Linked DNA regions of Mus musculus: regions 1 and 2 are each linked to region 3. Evidence: chromatin loops called from intact Hi-C (ENCODE). Cell type or tissue: left cerebral cortex. All regions are shown on one strand. Links, peaks and the distances in the headings refer to the core of each region. The heading gives the core; the rest is flanking DNA.

What was found. Peaks named below come from ENCODE experiments on the same cell type or tissue, not always from the same donor. Only the 100,000 strongest peaks of a DNase experiment are listed, where the experiment ranks them.
Region 1: it touches region 3 in a loop (2.2-fold over the local background); 17 of 42 quality-filtered maps call a loop at or near these places.
Region 2: a loop joins it to region 3, with 2.7 times the contacts of the local background. A loop is called at or near these places in 18 of 42 quality-filtered maps.

Annotation. Positions count from the first base shown.
Region 1 is chr2:35,711,915-35,717,239 of GRCm38, forward strand. Dab2ip (disabled 2 interacting protein) reads left to right here. Exons shown (of 16, transcript NM_001114124.2): 7 at 952-1,096; 8 at 1,192-1,336; 9 at 3,355-3,591; 10 at 5,157-5,325. Among named protein-coding and RNA genes, the nearest start is that of Dab2ip, 93 kb to the left of the region's middle. In left cerebral cortex, for the core only: no CTCF peak of the experiment used is centred there; DNase peaks (open chromatin) are centred at 2,973, 3,166, 3,500 and 3,779; H3K27ac peaks cover 1,444 bases.
Region 2 is chr2:35,732,823-35,738,147 of GRCm38, forward strand. No RefSeq gene overlaps it. Among named protein-coding and RNA genes, the nearest start is that of 9030204H09Rik, 84 kb to the right of the region's middle. In left cerebral cortex, for the core only: a CTCF peak has its summit at 2,388 (motif pointing left); no DNase peak of the experiment used is centred there.
Region 3 is chr2:35,660,813-35,666,137 of GRCm38, forward strand. It overlaps Dab2ip (disabled 2 interacting protein), which reads left to right. Exons shown (of 16, transcript NM_001114124.2): 3 at 680-813. Among named protein-coding and RNA genes, the nearest start is that of Dab2ip, 41 kb to the left of the region's middle. In left cerebral cortex, for the core only: a CTCF peak has its summit at 2,564; DNase peaks (open chromatin) are centred at 381, 740, 1,326, 1,536 and 3 more places; H3K4me3 peaks cover 3,144 bases; H3K27ac peaks cover 2,556 bases.

The sequences.
Region 1 (5,325 bases), core at 246-5,245, 51 kb after region 3:
CCAAGGGCTGCTATGGCTTGGGAAGCTGATATATGAAGTAGCCAAGAGGCACACAGAGAATGAAGGGGTAGGAAGTAACTGATGTCTCTGGGTTATTGCCTCAGGAACAATCTAGAACTAGCAGGGCATTCTTGAACCAGATAGAACTCATGCTGAAGACTATTTGTTTGTGAGACACTGCCCTCCCAATGTAGCTGCACTCCGAGGGCCCCAGACCTGAGTCCTGACACCTCTTGCTCGCTCTTAGGTCCTGCTTGTCTAAGCTGTGTGCTTTTCCAGTTCCCATCCTAGGACTCCCCTCTCAGTGAACTTTCTGTGATCTTGGATGCAGAACGTGACCCCAGATGGTTGTGGGGCCTTGGGCAGGTTGTCTATCTGCTCTGTGCCTTGCTTTCTCTCTTCTGCTGCCCACCTCTTAGGATTCATGTCTTACCCCAGTGCTGAGGTCCAGAGCTGTTACAGAACTTCAGGAAGATGGTGGCTTTGGATAGAAGTCATGGTGCTGCTTCAGCAGGGATGGGTCCTTACCTCTGATTGTATTTCCAAGATGTGCGTGGGGTGGGGGTGGGGGTTGTCAACCATAGCTTCCTCTTGGACCCACCTATCTCTCAGCCCTTCCTTTTGTTGGTCATCTGGCCTCCTGGATTAAGGTCTTAATTCTGTATTTCAAAAGATCTTCAAAAGTTGGGCACATTGAAATGAGTTTTGAGAACTCCAGAAACCCTGGCCCATGCTAGATTGCTGGGCATCGTCTCCTGCCCTGTAGACTTTGGGCTTGAGAGGAAGGGAGCTCTCATCCTGTCAGATACCACAGCCAGAGGCAAGGTACAGCTCAGCTCCTCTGCCAGTGTCTTCCCATGGTCAGCTGGGCTGTCCAGCAGCCAAGGACAGTGATGGTTCTGCCAGCTCAGCTCAGTTCAGTTCCACTCTGCTCCCTTTCTGCCTCCCTAGGACTTTCTAACAGACCTGATGATGTCAGAGGTGGACCGCTGTGGGGACAATGAGCACCTCATCTTCCGGGAGAACACACTGGCCACCAAGGCCATCGAGGAATACCTCAAACTTGTGGGCCAGAAGTACCTGCAGGACGCACTAGGTAGTGGGGACATTACAGGGCCAGCAGGTGGCAAGGGCTGGGCGGTGCTCATCAGACCCTCACTGCTTTCTCCATGCTCACCCGCCCGCCCACAGGTGAGTTCATCAAAGCTCTGTATGAGTCAGATGAAAATTGTGAAGTGGACCCAAGCAAGTGCTCATCCGCTGACCTCCCTGAGCACCAGGGCAACCTCAAGATGTGCTGTGAGCTGGCCTTCTGCAAGATCATCAACTCCTACTGGTTAGTGCCACCTGTTGGGAGCTGTGTGCTCCTTTTTTGGCCTAATCCCTCCCTTCCATTCATCTTGACTATCTTTTTTTGTCTGAATGCCCCCACTCCTGCCCTGGGTGCCAGCATCTGATTCCACTGGGTTGTTGGACGGCCAGGTTCCTGTCACGCCCCTTTTTGAGTTCTTAAATATAGGAAAGCACTCAAGAATACCTGTAAGGTGTGTGTGTGTGTGTGTGTGTGTGTGTGTGTGTGTGTGTGTGAGAGAGAGAGAGAGAGAGAGAGAGAGAGAGAGAGAGAGAGAGAGTGTAAAACCTGGAAATGGCTGTTTCTCTACCTACAACTGGTGAGCACCCTGCACACGCAGAGGCGAATGTCAGTGCGCCGGTGCAACATGGAGCTAGAGCCCTGGTGTCCTGGCACTGCTCCAGTGGCTCCTCATCTGCCTGTCCCTGACGATTATTACCCTTGTATCAACTGAGGGAGCACTAGCTAGTCCTCTGACTGAAACAGAGCAGAGAAGAAAGGGGTAGTATTACAGTAGAAATGAGTTACTTGTTTGGGGCTACAAATGGGGCTGGAATTCGTTCCTGGGAAGCTTCTCTTAAGGCCGGTTTCCTAGGCACCTGCTGCATTTATGACGCCTTGCTGGCCTGGTGCTAACCCTGGTTGTGCTTAGCACACATGGGACTGACCTTGTAGGCCTTGCTGCCAGCCACAGTGCTGAGTTTGTATCCACATGAGAGAAGCTACTTAGGTGCCTGTACCATCATCTCAGCTCAGAGCTATGCTCGTCCTGCCCAAGCCACTCCAAAGCCATATCTCCACATTTGTCTGGTTCTTTCTCCCGTGTCGTCTCCTTTGATCTTACATAGTCTGGCCCTACATGTAACCTAATCGTCCATACCCTTGCAGTCAGAAGCACTAGCTCAGAGGTGCCACAGGAAGTGCTTGCCTTTCCCAACAGATAGGCAAAGGCAGGCCTCCTGGGTAAACCGTGACCTTAGGAAGGGGTCAGTGTGGCCAGTGCTTGTGGTAGTGCCCACTTGTCCTGGTCCCTCAGCTTGTTTTGCATGCGATGCTTCTCTGGGGTAAGGGGACAATTGTAGAGCCTTGAGCACCCTCGGAACACACTGTCATCTCCCCACTAAGCTGCATTCTCAACCTTTGCTCTCCATTCCATTGGAAGACCTTCTGTGATAGGAGTCTCTTCTTTCTGTCATCTAGAAGAGACTTCTCTTCTGGACAAGACCATCAGTAGACATCACCTGGCAGTAGACTGCCTACCCCCATTTCACTAGGCAGCCTTGCTGACTCTGCCTCATTTATTGCCCCACGTCCTGTCTGCTGGGCTCAGGACAGAGTCGGTAGTAGACTAGGTCCAAGGAGCACTGGGGTCTGGTATGCCCTGGGGTGAAAAGGTAGGAAACTCACCTAAAGTGGGTATTCAATGGAGCCAAGAACTCTGTGCTAGTGCCTTCTTAACTGTCACCCCAGGAAAGTTTGTTTCTCTCCCCAGCTAGTTCATGACAGACTGTGTTCTCGCTAGCTGGGGAGACTCCCTGTCCAGTCATCATGAGCTCTGTGGGAAACCCAGATTCCTATGACATCATTCAGGCAGAGGGATGAGTCTTGATAGCCAGAAATAGGAGCCCAAGGAACAGCGATCTGCCTGCCCTGTGGCTTTCTTCATGCCTCTAGACCCAGAAGCCTATTGTTGGAGCAGAAAGAGGTGCTCCCCTTGGGAGGACGAGCGCGATTGTAGTGGCATTCTTGCTATTTATATTGGCATGGAGCCAGTTCCACCCGCCTCCACGCTCAGCACACTTGGACCCTTCACTGAGAGTCTACCCTGTCTGCTGAGCAGCCTCTCTGCCCACCCTGGCTGGCTGTTTCCTTAAATGTCTGAGATTTCGTGGCTGCAGAGCCCTGAGCTCATTCCACCATCAACATAGAGCTGTGGTTGGAACTCAGGGTTCCATGTGACTCAAACAGATCTGACCCCCAGGCCCATCTTTGTTCCTATGCAGCGTCTTCCCACGGGAGCTTAAGGAGGTGTTCGCCTCATGGCGGCAGGAGTGTAGCAGCCGAGGCCGGCCAGATATCAGTGAACGGCTCATCAGCGCCTCCCTCTTCCTTCGCTTCCTGTGCCCTGCCATCATGTCACCCTCGCTCTTCAACCTGCTTCAGGAGTATCCTGACGACCGCACGGCTCGCACCCTCACGCTCATTGCCAAAGTCACCCAGAACCTGGCCAACTTTGCCAAGTGAGTGTTGTGTCCCATGGGATTGAAGTACACAGGGACAGAAACTTGGTGCATGTGTGACCTTGGCCTGGACTAGTGAAGTAGGCCTTGGTTTTGTTTCTGTCCCCCTTAGTCTCTCCCCCGCCACTTACCTCAGAATAAACCCTCCCCCACAGCCACCCTCCCAGTGGTGCAGTGCCGTTTGGTATGCTTCTTTGGGTTTCAGAGGTGGGAAGAGAAGATATTTTTTCCTTCTGCTTTTTTGAATTAACATATTATCATAATATGCCATAAGGATTCTCGTATGTCTTTTAGCACCAAGCTCCACTTTGCAATGAATGGCTGATTTCCTGAGTAGCTGGGCACTTGGGTTAATGCTGCCAAAATGATTGCCTGTAAAGCACTTCTGGTGGTTTTGTAGAAGTTTTGTTTGTTTGTTTGTTTGTTTGTTTAAGATTTAATCATTTTATGTGTGAGTTTTTGCCTGCATGTCTGTCTGTATAACACATGAGTGCTTGGTGCCCACAGAGGTCAGAAGAGGGCATCAGACGCACAGAAAGTACATTAGGGATGGCTGTGAAGTACCATGTGGATGCTGGAAATTGAATCTGGGTCTTCTGCAAGAGCAGCAAGTGCTCTCAACCACTGAGCCATCTCTCTGAACCCCTTGGCTGCCATTATAGACAGAGTAGATTAAAGTGGCAGGGCTGGGTAGTCTTATAATTAATTCATAGTTGGATTGAGCCCTTGCCCAGGTCTGTCTGAGCTGGGCCCTGACTGTAGACATGATCAGGCATGAGGCAAGTCCAGTAGAGAAAAGGGTGGGACCAAGACGAATGACAGAGTCTCAGGGGAGCAAAGGCTTGTGGGGAGAAAAAACAGGAAGGCCAATCATCTAGCTCAGATAAGGAACAGAGGCTGGCATGATGGCAAGGGCCTGGTACCAAAGGAGTCTAGGAGAGATGAGAAGTAACCCATGGGGGCCACAGGAACCTGAAGGCCACATGGTGCAGAGATGGACCACACAACATGGCCCTTACCTCTTCTGGATCCTGAAAAGGATCTCCACTGAACATGGTATGGCTGATAAGAGAGACTGAGGGAGGCTATAGCCAGGTTTCAGTTAAAAATGATAGGCATGGGGGAGGGGAGGCAGTGGCCTAGGGACAGATAGTAGGTGACTAGAAGATCAGGTCAGCAGGCCGAAGGGGAGCTGACAGCACTGCCAGACCTCTGACTTGTCCAGTGGATGATGGTCTCTTCCCTGAGAAAGGGGAATCCGGAGGAGGGCACTGGTCTTGGGGGTGTTCCTGATGACTAAAACCCTGAGCCAAGTGTGGATCTGAAATTGACCTCTGTGCTTGGCTTGCAAATCTGGAGGAGAAGAGGCAGGAGCCCATAATGGGCAGTGTTAGAGGAAACACGGAAAACTCTAGTGACTTCCGTTCTGAAGAGGGTAGAGTGGTCTTGGCCTTGAGAAGAAGGCCCTAGTGACTCCGAACCTTGCTTGGCAGCAGCCATGGTGAGGAAGGAGATGAGATCTGACTCAGGTAAGGGCCTCACCTTGGCCACCCTTTTCTGTCCAGGTTTGGCAGCAAGGAAGAATACATGTCCTTCATGAACCAGTTCCTGGAGCACGAGTGGACCAACATGCAGCGCTTCCTGTTGGAGATCTCCAACCCCGAGACCCTTTCCAACACAGCAGGCTTCGAGGGCTACATAGACCTGGGCCGGGAGCTCTCTAGCCTGCACTCC
Region 2 (5,325 bases), core at 140-5,139, 72 kb after region 3:
ATCAGTGTGCCCCCATTCTTTTAAAGAACAGCCAATGAATCCCACCACAGGCCAACGTGCCCCACCGTCAGTGGCAGTTTGCTCCGGGGAGAGGGAAGGGAAACGTCAGTGTTCTGCTTTCTCTTCTTCCTTTGTGCTGTTTGAATATTTTACAGCCAGTTTTATTTCTCGTTTGGATACGGAGGAGCCATTTAAAAATAAATAAAACATACCCAATATAATGAAACGCTGTGCAGCCATTAAATTTGTAGAAGAATAATAAATGACATTGAAAGATGTAAATAATGTATTAAGTGTAAACGCTGATAACGGAATTATATGTCCAGGAGGATTCTGGTTTAGCGTTTTAGACCATGTTCACAATAACACCTGGGTTGGGAAATGGTAATTGGTAGGTTAGAGCTTGAGTTTGGACATGCATGAGAGTGGGCTTTGAGCCTTAATGGCTATTGATTGGCAACATGGTCTTAGCATCATGGAAAAGCGCTCCATTCTTAGTTTCCTTGCTGTAAAATGAAGAAGGTAGTGCCTGTACTGCAGGGACGTCTTCAGGGAGGACTGCATTTGAGGAACAAACAAGTGGTCTTTATAGGACTATAGGAGGATCGAGGAGCATTTCCAAGGACGGGAGAGACAGACGGCTCCATGGTTAACTGTGCATCCTGCCCTTGCAGGGGACCTCGATTTGGTTCCTAGCACCCACATCGAGCAGCTCGCAAACACTTTTAAGCACATGGCTTAAAATAAGATCTTTAAGAAGAATAATTTCACAATAAAACCTAAAGTCACACTTGGGATCATCAAAGAGAGAAATGCCAAGATGTGGATCAGATGCTGACCTAGGGATGCTGAGTGTGGTCCTCTTGGCTTACGTATGCGCTCTACATTTTTTTCCCTCAACATGTTTTTGTGTTTATGATGAAAATCCAATTAAAAAATACCTGGAGCTCAGTGGTAGAGGGCTTGCCTTGCACTGAAAAAAGTCAGTACAATCTCTAAAAGCGAAGCATTAGACCCCCCCCCCCATCACTTCCTTAATGGGGAAGGAAGTAAGAGGTGGTGAAGAAACGGCAGAAAAGAAGCTCATTGTACTTCCCGAGGGACACGGGCAAGAAAACAAAACAAAATGGGATTTTCTTAAAATTTCCCATCCCCCAAATGGTCTTTGCTTAGGGAAGTGGCAGAATACAAAATAAAGATACAAGACAGATGCTGCTTTCCCCAGCAGCTGGCAGGAGGGAAGGCGTGGTTGGTGTCGGCGGGAGAGAGGTGGGCATACAGGGCTTCTCAAACCTGACCAACCCAGTGAGCATCACACTGTCTGGATTGAGTAGTTACCAGACCTGTGACCAAGGTGGGTTGTCTGCTGGTCTGCGGCACACCGAAATCCTGAGCTATGGCTATATTACACTGTCTGCTGAATTCATAGGAAGATGGTCATGTCTTCCACATCCATGTTTAGAATTGACTGCTATCTTTGTGACTCCTGGTTGTCATTTATTTCTGAGTGTCTTGAAATAAGAAGACAAACAGCCCTTCAAAGGTCCAGCTACTCAAATCACCTGATTCTCTGGGGACCAAGGTCTGCCCTTCTGCCTGTCCTTCCCACCAGCCAAAAGGTTGGCACCGAGGCCCTGAGGGCTAGAGAGGGGCCCTGCAGTTATAGGGGGAGCCCACACATTGCTGATGTGTGAAGATTGGCTTTGCCCACAGAGAGACCCATGAGGTCAGGGGACTCCACACTCTTCGAGTCTGGAGGGAGAAGGCCTCAGTCTCAGAAAGGTCTCTTACAAAATGTTTACAGCTTTTACCCTTTCATGACAGAAAGTAGCAATTGTGTGAAAGCAGACTTTTTTTTTTTTGACAACCAAGACTTACACACAAATATAAGATGAACATATGTTTAGTGTTTTTTTTTAATTCACTAATTAATGAAGAATCCAGTCAGTTGTCACAGCCAATTCAGAGGAGAATTCAAAGAGCTGTGCGTACAGACAATTGGTAATTTCAATAAAACAAATCTTACAAATAGATGCAAAGTCAGTCTGTCTCCAGGGCACTCCAGCAGACACCATTTATTCTGCAGGACAAAGATCACAGAGTGTTATCGTTTCAGAACTTACACCAAAGGAATTCAAGGCCAAGGAAAAGCAGGATACAGATTCCGGAGACTTGTAACTCACCTTGCCGATGTTGAAATCTCATGTATTTTCCTAAAACCAGCTTTAAAAATAAAAAAACAAAAACAAAATAGAAGTTGGGGGCTGGAGGGCTTAAAAGCACACACTGCTCTGGCAAAGGACTTAAGTTCAATTTAAGCACATATACCAGGAGGCTCACAACCACCTGTAAACTCCAGCTCCAGGGACTCTGCTGCCCTCTTCTGGCCCCCATGAGTACTGCTCTCATGTGCGCATACTTGCACACAGATACTTACTTCTACACATAATTTAAAACTTTTAAAACAATCAAATACTAAGCAGGATGAAGTCATGTTGAAAGGGGTCCACTGCCTACAAAGCCCTCTCAGTATAGACAAATCTATTGTTTACAGCCATCAAGATAGCTTTGCTCTTGCCCATACAACCTAATTTCCATTTTATTATTTCAAGACAAAGTCTCACTATGCATGCAGCTAAGGCTGACCTCAAACTTGAGATCCCCCAACTCCTTTTTCCCAAGTTCTTGAATTTCAGATGTGCGCTGCTGTGCATAGCCCAGACTAGTATTGTAAAGGCAAAATTAGAACCATGATATGTACTAATCAATTTTAAAAAGATCCTTAATGTTTATTTTTAAAAACAAAATATGAGTGTGGGTGAGTGCCTGCATGTATATATGTGTACCACATACATGCTTAGTGCCCACAGAGGTCAGAGGAGGGTGTGGGTCCCTGGGAACAGGAGTTACACATGGTTTTGAGCTGTCATGTAATGCTGGGAATCAAACCAAGGTTCTCTGAAAGAACAGCCAGTCTCTTAACTACTGAGCCATCTCTCTAGCAATAGTTTTGGGTTTGGTTTTAAATTTAAATTACGCATATATTTATGTGTCTCTGTGTATGTGTGTGTCTATGTGTATATATATATATGTATGTGTGTCTATAGTTATGTGTATGTATATGTGTGTGTCTATGTTTTTGTGTGTATGTATATATGTATGTATGTATGTATGTATGTATACCTATGTGTTTTGTACATGTGCACAAAGATGCACTTGGAGTTCAGGAAATGGCACAGAAGCCCTGGGGCTGGAGTTACAAGCAGCTGTGACCTACCTGATAATGGGTGCTGTGGGTCAGTCCCTGCCCTTAACCACTGAGCATTTGCTCCAGGTCCTCCACCACCTCCCCTCCACCCCCTCGCTACACCCTCCCACCCCTCCCCTCCCACCCACCCCCACCCCCATTTATATGCTCATTGGTTTGTTTTGCAAAGCATGTTTGGGCATGCCTGCAATCCCAGTACTCGGGAGGTAGAGACAGACAAGAAGGATCCCTGCACATTTGAAGCTAGCCTAGTGGTCTACAGAGCATACACAACAAACCCCTGCATGTCAGCCAGGTTCACATGACCAAACCCTAGCTCAAACCAAACCAAACCAAACCAAACCAAACCAAACCAAACAAAACCAAACAAAACCAAACCAAACAAAACCAAACCAAACAAAACAAAAACCAGAGCAACAAAACCATCACCACCAACAACAAAAATCCTAATTGAAATGATGCCCAGGCTAGTACCACATTCAAGATGCCCCTGCCTGGAGTCCTCCTGAGTAGCCGATGTTGATTAGATGCGCTCTTGGTATTGCACTAACAGGTTTGCTCTTTCCACGTGTCAGTAGACTGTGGACACAGTTCTCTACAAATATCACCTTTCACTGTTACTTTATTATTATTTTTAATGATTAGACTTGCAGATGGTTTAAACTTTCACACCTTGAATTCTGAATGATTTTGTGTTTCTTTGGACATTCGCTTTGGTAATAATTTCACACTTACAGATTAGCTGTTGAAATCAACAACAAGGAACACTGTGTGGCTTTTTTCCCCAAAATGCCATGAACGTTTAACCCTGTCTGTTTTATCATTATTCTCTCTCTCTCTCTCTCTCTCTCTCTCTCTCTCTCTCTCTCTCTCTCTCACACACACACACACACACACACACACACACACACATACACACACACACACACACACACACACACACACACACACACACACTCCTCCTGAATTCCTTGAAGGCTAGTTACATACCACGGCTCCTTCCCCTGATCCTTCCCTGCTTCCGGCGCTCCCAGTTAAACCTTGGTGCTGTTTCCAGCTCTCAGCTTGGTTTTTAGTTTCCTCGGTTGACCCTGTTATGTCCTTCTATATTCTTTCCCCCCAACACCCAAGTCTAAGGTCAGGGATTGCATTCAGTTGCCATGTCTCTTTAACCTTGTCTAATCTGGAACTTTCCATAGCCTTTTCTGGTCTTTTCTGTGATGACAGGAGAAATACGATCAGTCACACTCCTGGCTCCTTGTTAAAGCAACATCAGTAACAAATGGAGACAAAGCTGGGTGTATCTGGTGTGTCTTTAGGACCAGTTTCTGGCTGTCTTGCACAGGGCATATTGAGTCTTTGGAGAGACACACATTTGGAGGCGCGCTGCCCGTGGCCTGGCTGTCTTTCCTGGTTGGTGAGGCTCCTTGTCAGTGTTTCACCTTTTCTTTCTCCACTCATGGAGGTGCTGGTTTTAGTTGTAGTTTTGCCCTCTTTGTAACTTAGCAGCCTGAGAGGCAGCACACAGAGGCCATAAAAGCAGGGCTTCTGTCAGAGTGTCCTGTGGGTTCGGCAGCTGGAGCATTTCTTAGCTGACTGGGTCGTGCAGTGATGGCTGTGCAGAGATGGCTGGGAAGGGTGCCTTTCCAGTGCTGAGTTTCACTTAACACTGGGCCCTCAACAAGGTCCTCCCCACCGTCCCCATGGGACTGATGCTTCCTGTTGTTGGAGATAGAGTTCATTCCTCAGGGTTACCCCACAGTTGCAGGTGTGGTCCCTGGGGGCCTCTTCAAGCAGTATCCTAGCCTACTGATGTACCCCAGCGTTGTTTCTGAATGTGTCTTCACTGTCTGACCTGACATCCAGGCTCCTCCCTTGCTCCATCCCTGCTCCATCCTGGCAACCTTGGGAAATGGCATTAACTGGCCAAGATCAGGAACATTCTACGTCCTTACAGAGACACTTGGTAGAAATTGCAAGTTGGCTCCTCTGTCTACAGTTGTATCTGAATTTTCACACACACACACACACACACACACAGAGAGAGAGAGAGAGAG
Region 3 (5,325 bases), core at 216-5,215:
CTCCTTAAGGGGTCACTAGAGGATCCTGTACCTATGGGGATTGTTTTTTTTGGGGGGGGGGATCCAAGCGTTTCAGCCTCCATCCTGACATCCAGCCATTGCCTGTCCGCCTTAGGGGGTCTAGATGGCCAGAGTGCTAGTAGGCGCGCTGGCCGTTTGGAGGACCTGCTCTCCCAGCCTTAGTTTCTTTCCTTCATCTGAGTAACCGCTCCTGTCAGTCCCCCCGACGGGGCGGGGTGTGAGGAATCCTCCTGGAGGTTGGGGGGTGTGGCCTGGTTGCAGAGGAAGGTGAGGTGAGGGGCTGTTGGTGGCGCAAGCCACTCAACCCGCCCCCACCCCCCAGCCTTGCCGCCCTTCCCTCTCAGCGCCGGGGGCGGAGGGGGGGGCTCGGGCATCCTCGGCCACGGTCGGAGGCACTCGGCTCTGTCGCCATGGCAACGGCGGCTTAGGGGCGGGGGCGACGTGGCGGGCTGGGCCGGCCGGCGGGCGGCGCGGGGTGGGCTGGGCCGCGCTGCGCGGGCCGGGCCGTCGGCGCTCGGTCGGCGGGCGGGCGGCGGCGCGGGCCGCGAGCTGCTGGGGCCGAGCCCGGCCCGCCGTGGGCCGCGAGGGTGCGGGTCCCGGCCCGCCGCCGCCGCGCTAACCCCGCCTCCCCTTCCCCCTCTTGTCGCCCCGCGCGCAGGGCTTCCTCAGCCGCCGCCTCAAGGGCTCCATCAAGCGCACCAAGAGCCAGCCCAAACTGGACCGCAACCACAGCTTCCGCCACATCCTGCCGGGGTTCCGGAGCGCAGCCGCCGCCGCCGCGGACAATGAGAGGTGAGCCCGTCGCCGCCCCGGCTGCGCCCCGAGGGCGCGGGGACAAAGCCGGAGCCGGGCAGGGCACTCTCCCGCGGGAGTGACGCCTCGCCAGCCTCCGGGAACTCCGGGAACGGGGCCCCCGTCGTGCTGGGGGACCGGGACTGTACCCTTCGTTGCTTTCACCGGCGCACCTAGGAGGGTGCTGGAGGTCCGGGGTGAGGCCGGGCAGCAAGTGCCCTCTCGGGCATGTGGGGTCCTGCCTCGCCTGGCCGAGGTGGGCATTGTTTTCTGAGCAGTGCTGTGCCTAGAGGTAGGGACGGAAGTGGTGCCTCCACCCTCAGGACCCATCCCCGGCCTACCGAGTCCCTCGCTGTCCGATACAAAAGGCATTTTCGGCTGGTTTTTGCCCAGACCCGGCAGCGCTCGTGGCGCGGAAAAGGGTGAACATCTGGAGGGGAGGAGCAGGGGGCTGGGCCGCTTAGGGGGCACATCTGCGCTAAGTAGGGCACGTGCTCCGCTGGGGGCTGGGGCGAGCCGAGCAGGCAGTGGCCAGGCGCTCGGTTAATGGGTATAACCTAAGACCCGGGAAAATGGGCCTTCCCCCTACAGTCTGGGCAGCTGCTCCCCTTCTTTACCTCCCGCTCCCAGGGGTGTCTTCTGTTCCCTGCTTCCTTCTGGGCAAGCTGAGAGCAGGTGTGGAAATTCCAGGGGGAGGTGGCTTGTGGGGCGAAGGGGAGGGGAGGAGGTTGTTGAGCCTGCTTTGGAGTCACTGGCAACGTGCAGGCTTCAGCTCGCAAGGGCAAGCCATCCTGTCCGTGCGGGGGCACTGGGCGGGCACAGCCTCTGGGGGCCCTGGTTCGCATCCTTGAGTCGTGTCAGCCACAGGCACCTTTCCACTTAGGCACAAGCAGTGATGGATTCCTGTGCCAGTTAGAACGTGTCGTGGAGGTGAAGGAACCAGTAGGCTCCAAGGAGCCTTTTCAGCATTCAGCCCCAACATCTTAGGCTCCTGGCATCTGCCTTCCCGGGTCTGTGTCCGTTTTACCATTGGCGAGTTGGCACTTCTTGTGTGGGAGGCACAGGTTGAATGATAATGTCTTTCCTTTCCTCCTTGGTTCCAGCAAGCAAGGAGTCCAAGTTATCCTAACTCCTGCCCAAGGTGGTGTGACGTTTAACTGACACCTAACATCTACCCCAGGGCACCCCTCCCACATCCCAATTAGAACCACTAGACCTTCCATCAGCCTAGAGCTGTTCTTCAGTGCATCCCCACCACTGTCTGCACCTGGCTTCCCGCCCCGGCTGCCAAGCCCAGCCTAAGGCAGGACCCCCCACCCCCAACCTTTCACTGATGGCTATGGTGCCCCAGGGGACCAGGCGTTCCCTGGCAGGAAGATGCATCCAGGCCAGAGCTCGGTGCTGGGTGCAGCCACTGCGTCTTTGAAAATCTCCATCTCCATTCCCATCTTTGTTATTATTGTCTGTCTGGGCGGCAGGCCACCCGGTTTGCTGCCTTCCTCTCCGGCCCCCACCTCCGGCTGTCTCCCCCAAAGAACATGCCCTTCTCTGCGCTTTCCCTGGCAGGGGTCCGGACCCTCTGTTCTCGCATGCGGGGGCTTGTGTACGTACCCCATTTTGTGTGCATGTGGCGGTTGTCCGGGAGCAGGAGAGAAAGCAGGCAGCCCAGGTCTCTGAGTGTGTCTGCCCTCTTGAGAGCAAGCGGCATGCATGTCGTGTTTACCTTCCACCGCTGGGAAGCCCGCACCAAAAAGCCAGCAGTTGCTTGGCTAGCAACCCTAGTCAGAGTCGGGGCTTCGCTAGGGTGACCTCAGAAACATCCCGTGGCCCCTGGTCTCAGGTTAGCTGTGTTACATGGAGGGGGAGGGGGAGTCGGGTTTCAGAGAAACTACAAATCCATTTCTGGAAATGTGAACGGCTGCAAGAAGAGCTGAATGTCATTGGCAGTGGTGTGGAATTGTCTTTTTAAATTTTTCTGTAAACAATCTGTCCTAGTGGCCTCTCTGGCACCAGAAGGGAGCTCAGATTTCCCTCGAACAGTCAGGCAGACTGGGTGTGAATCCCTCTACCCAGTCTAGAAGCTGAAATGGGCTTTGCCAGGACTGGGGTCTTGTTTTGTTGCTTTGTTCAGGAATTGATCTGCTGGTTGCTGTTGGGTGAGTGGGCAGATGTTTCTCTGGGGCAGTCCTGGAGTCATCATTCTTGGGAGTTGAGTGACATCAACTGTGGTGGATCCACCCCCACCCTCTAATTTCATGATCAAACCTGGGTGAGTGGACAGTGCCTCTTCATTCTTGTGGGTGTTGTGCTGCCCAAGTGCAGTAGAAGGAACAGAGCAAGGAGAGGTTGAGCCTCCTCTCCAGGCTCTCCCTCTGACTGCCATGCCTCCCCTGGGATAAATACAGAGACACCAAGCAGAGAGTGGATGGAGGGCAAGGATGGAGAGGGGTCAGAGGCTTCCAGGTTGCATGTATGAGCCCTGATCCCAGTGACCCTCCCATGGGATGAACAATTTAGGACTATCTGGTTATTCCTGTGAGTGTAACTGGGTGAATCTGTCTGGTTTGTATGACTGCTAAGGAGGTGTTGTTGCATGTTAGTCTGTGCACTCTGTGACTGCTATGTTGGACAGGTCGTTTTTTGTTCTGGAATCCTCCACCCAGATGTGTAGATCAAACCCTCCCTGGTTTACAGGTTGGAAACCAGGTGGTTCTATGCCGGAATCTCTGGGAATCCTGGGAAGGAAGTCTGCCCTAGGTGTGGGCTGCTACTGTTTGGTGGTGAGGCTTGGGTCATGCCATCAGGGACTTGAGGGCTCAGGGCTACAGGACAGGTTTGAGCCTTTCTACTTGTTCTACTGAAAATGGCTCCAGGGGAGGGTCCTAACCGGTCTCCATGACCCCTGGGCCTCTCAGACACCCGTTTCTCCTTTGGAGGCTTAGGCAGTGAGCACCAGCGACAGGACAGGTAATCATTTCTCCTGGTAGCAGAAATGAGTGCTGGCCAGAGCGCTTTCCAGGTGAGCAGGGTGCTGGCAGAGCGCTTCCTCTTGCTTGCTGGAGGTGTTGCTGCTTCATTTACAGGTTGGTTTTAATGTTGGTAAGAGCAATAAAAGATACCATGGCTCTGCCTTCCCAGAATCAAGTCGCTTGCTCATTTATTTATGCTTCTGAGCTAGGAGGTCAGCTGACATCCTTATCCCCCTTTTCTCCTGACACCATTTCTAGGTGACTCTGGCCCCCTACTCAATTCAGTAAGTGTGCCCCCACCCCACCCCCATTTTCTGTCTGTACTCCAGAAATGGCAGAACCCTCTTCACTTTTGCCAGTTGGCCTAGTGCAGCACATAGCTTGGAAGGGTGGGTGGTCAGGAGCAGCTAGGCAAGGCTGGTGTGTGTGCAGTTAGAGCTGCCCTGTCCGTTCCAGGGAATTTGCAGAACTCAATTTCCACATCTGAAAGTTACTCAGGGAGGGATTCCAGGTGTGTAGAACCAGGGAGGGGCGGTAATTGGAAGTTGGGAGTGGGGGTGGTTACAGGGACCTCCCTGGCCCTGAGTAGGCAGATATAAATTCTGTTTCCAGGGGTGAGGGCATCCGTGGAGGAAGAAACAGGAAGCAGGGTGAAGAACAGGTGGAAGACAGAGCCTGTGCTGATTGATGCTGGGCCTTTGCAGTCTCAGGGCTGATTCCTGTCCTGCTAAGCACAGGGATGGGAGGTCAGGTCCTTGTCTGCATTCCTTTTGAACTGGTCAGTGAAGAATAGGGTCTGCGAGATGCAGTTTAGACAGCTACTAGGTATAATGGGCATATGTGTGTGAGCTTTGGCTTCCAAGCCATCCCTGGAACAAGTCACCCAGGCTTTGGGAGCCTTATTTTATACATCTGCAAAGTGAGCACAATGAAAATTATGATGGAGATACTGGTATCATACATTCAATATTTAATCACACACACACACTCCTGTCTCATTTCATGAAGTTTCCTTAGCATTTAATACTAGGTCTCACACATTTCATAAATGTTTCTAAAATTTGATGAAGTTAAAACATAATGTGTGAAAGAAGTTAGCCTAACTGTAGTATTTCAGCAAGTGTCGACAGGAGGAAGCCATTTTGCTTGGTAGGCAGGAGGAAGCCATTTTGCTTGGTAGGCCTCAGTTTTCTCATCTGTAGACTGGACTAACAGTCACTCACGTGGTATCATTCCAGAATTCTAGAGAGCTTGTAGATGCTGCTGCTCCTGGTAGAAGGAGCTGAGTGGTAATGGAGAAGAGGGATGCTGACCTTGAACAAAGCAAAGCCAGAGGCCTAGGAAAGGGGCCTTTTTCCCAGCCTTGCCTGGGAGGGAAGATCTTCCCTATGTGGTTTACCAACCTATTCTAAATGCCTGTTGTTCCAGCTCCTTCTGAGCCATCAGCCTTTAGGTTTACTTTTTCTTTATGAATTTAAAGCCTTGTGCATTACCCATCCGCATCCCTCTCATCTTCTCTAGGCATAATGTTTTAAGAGTTACT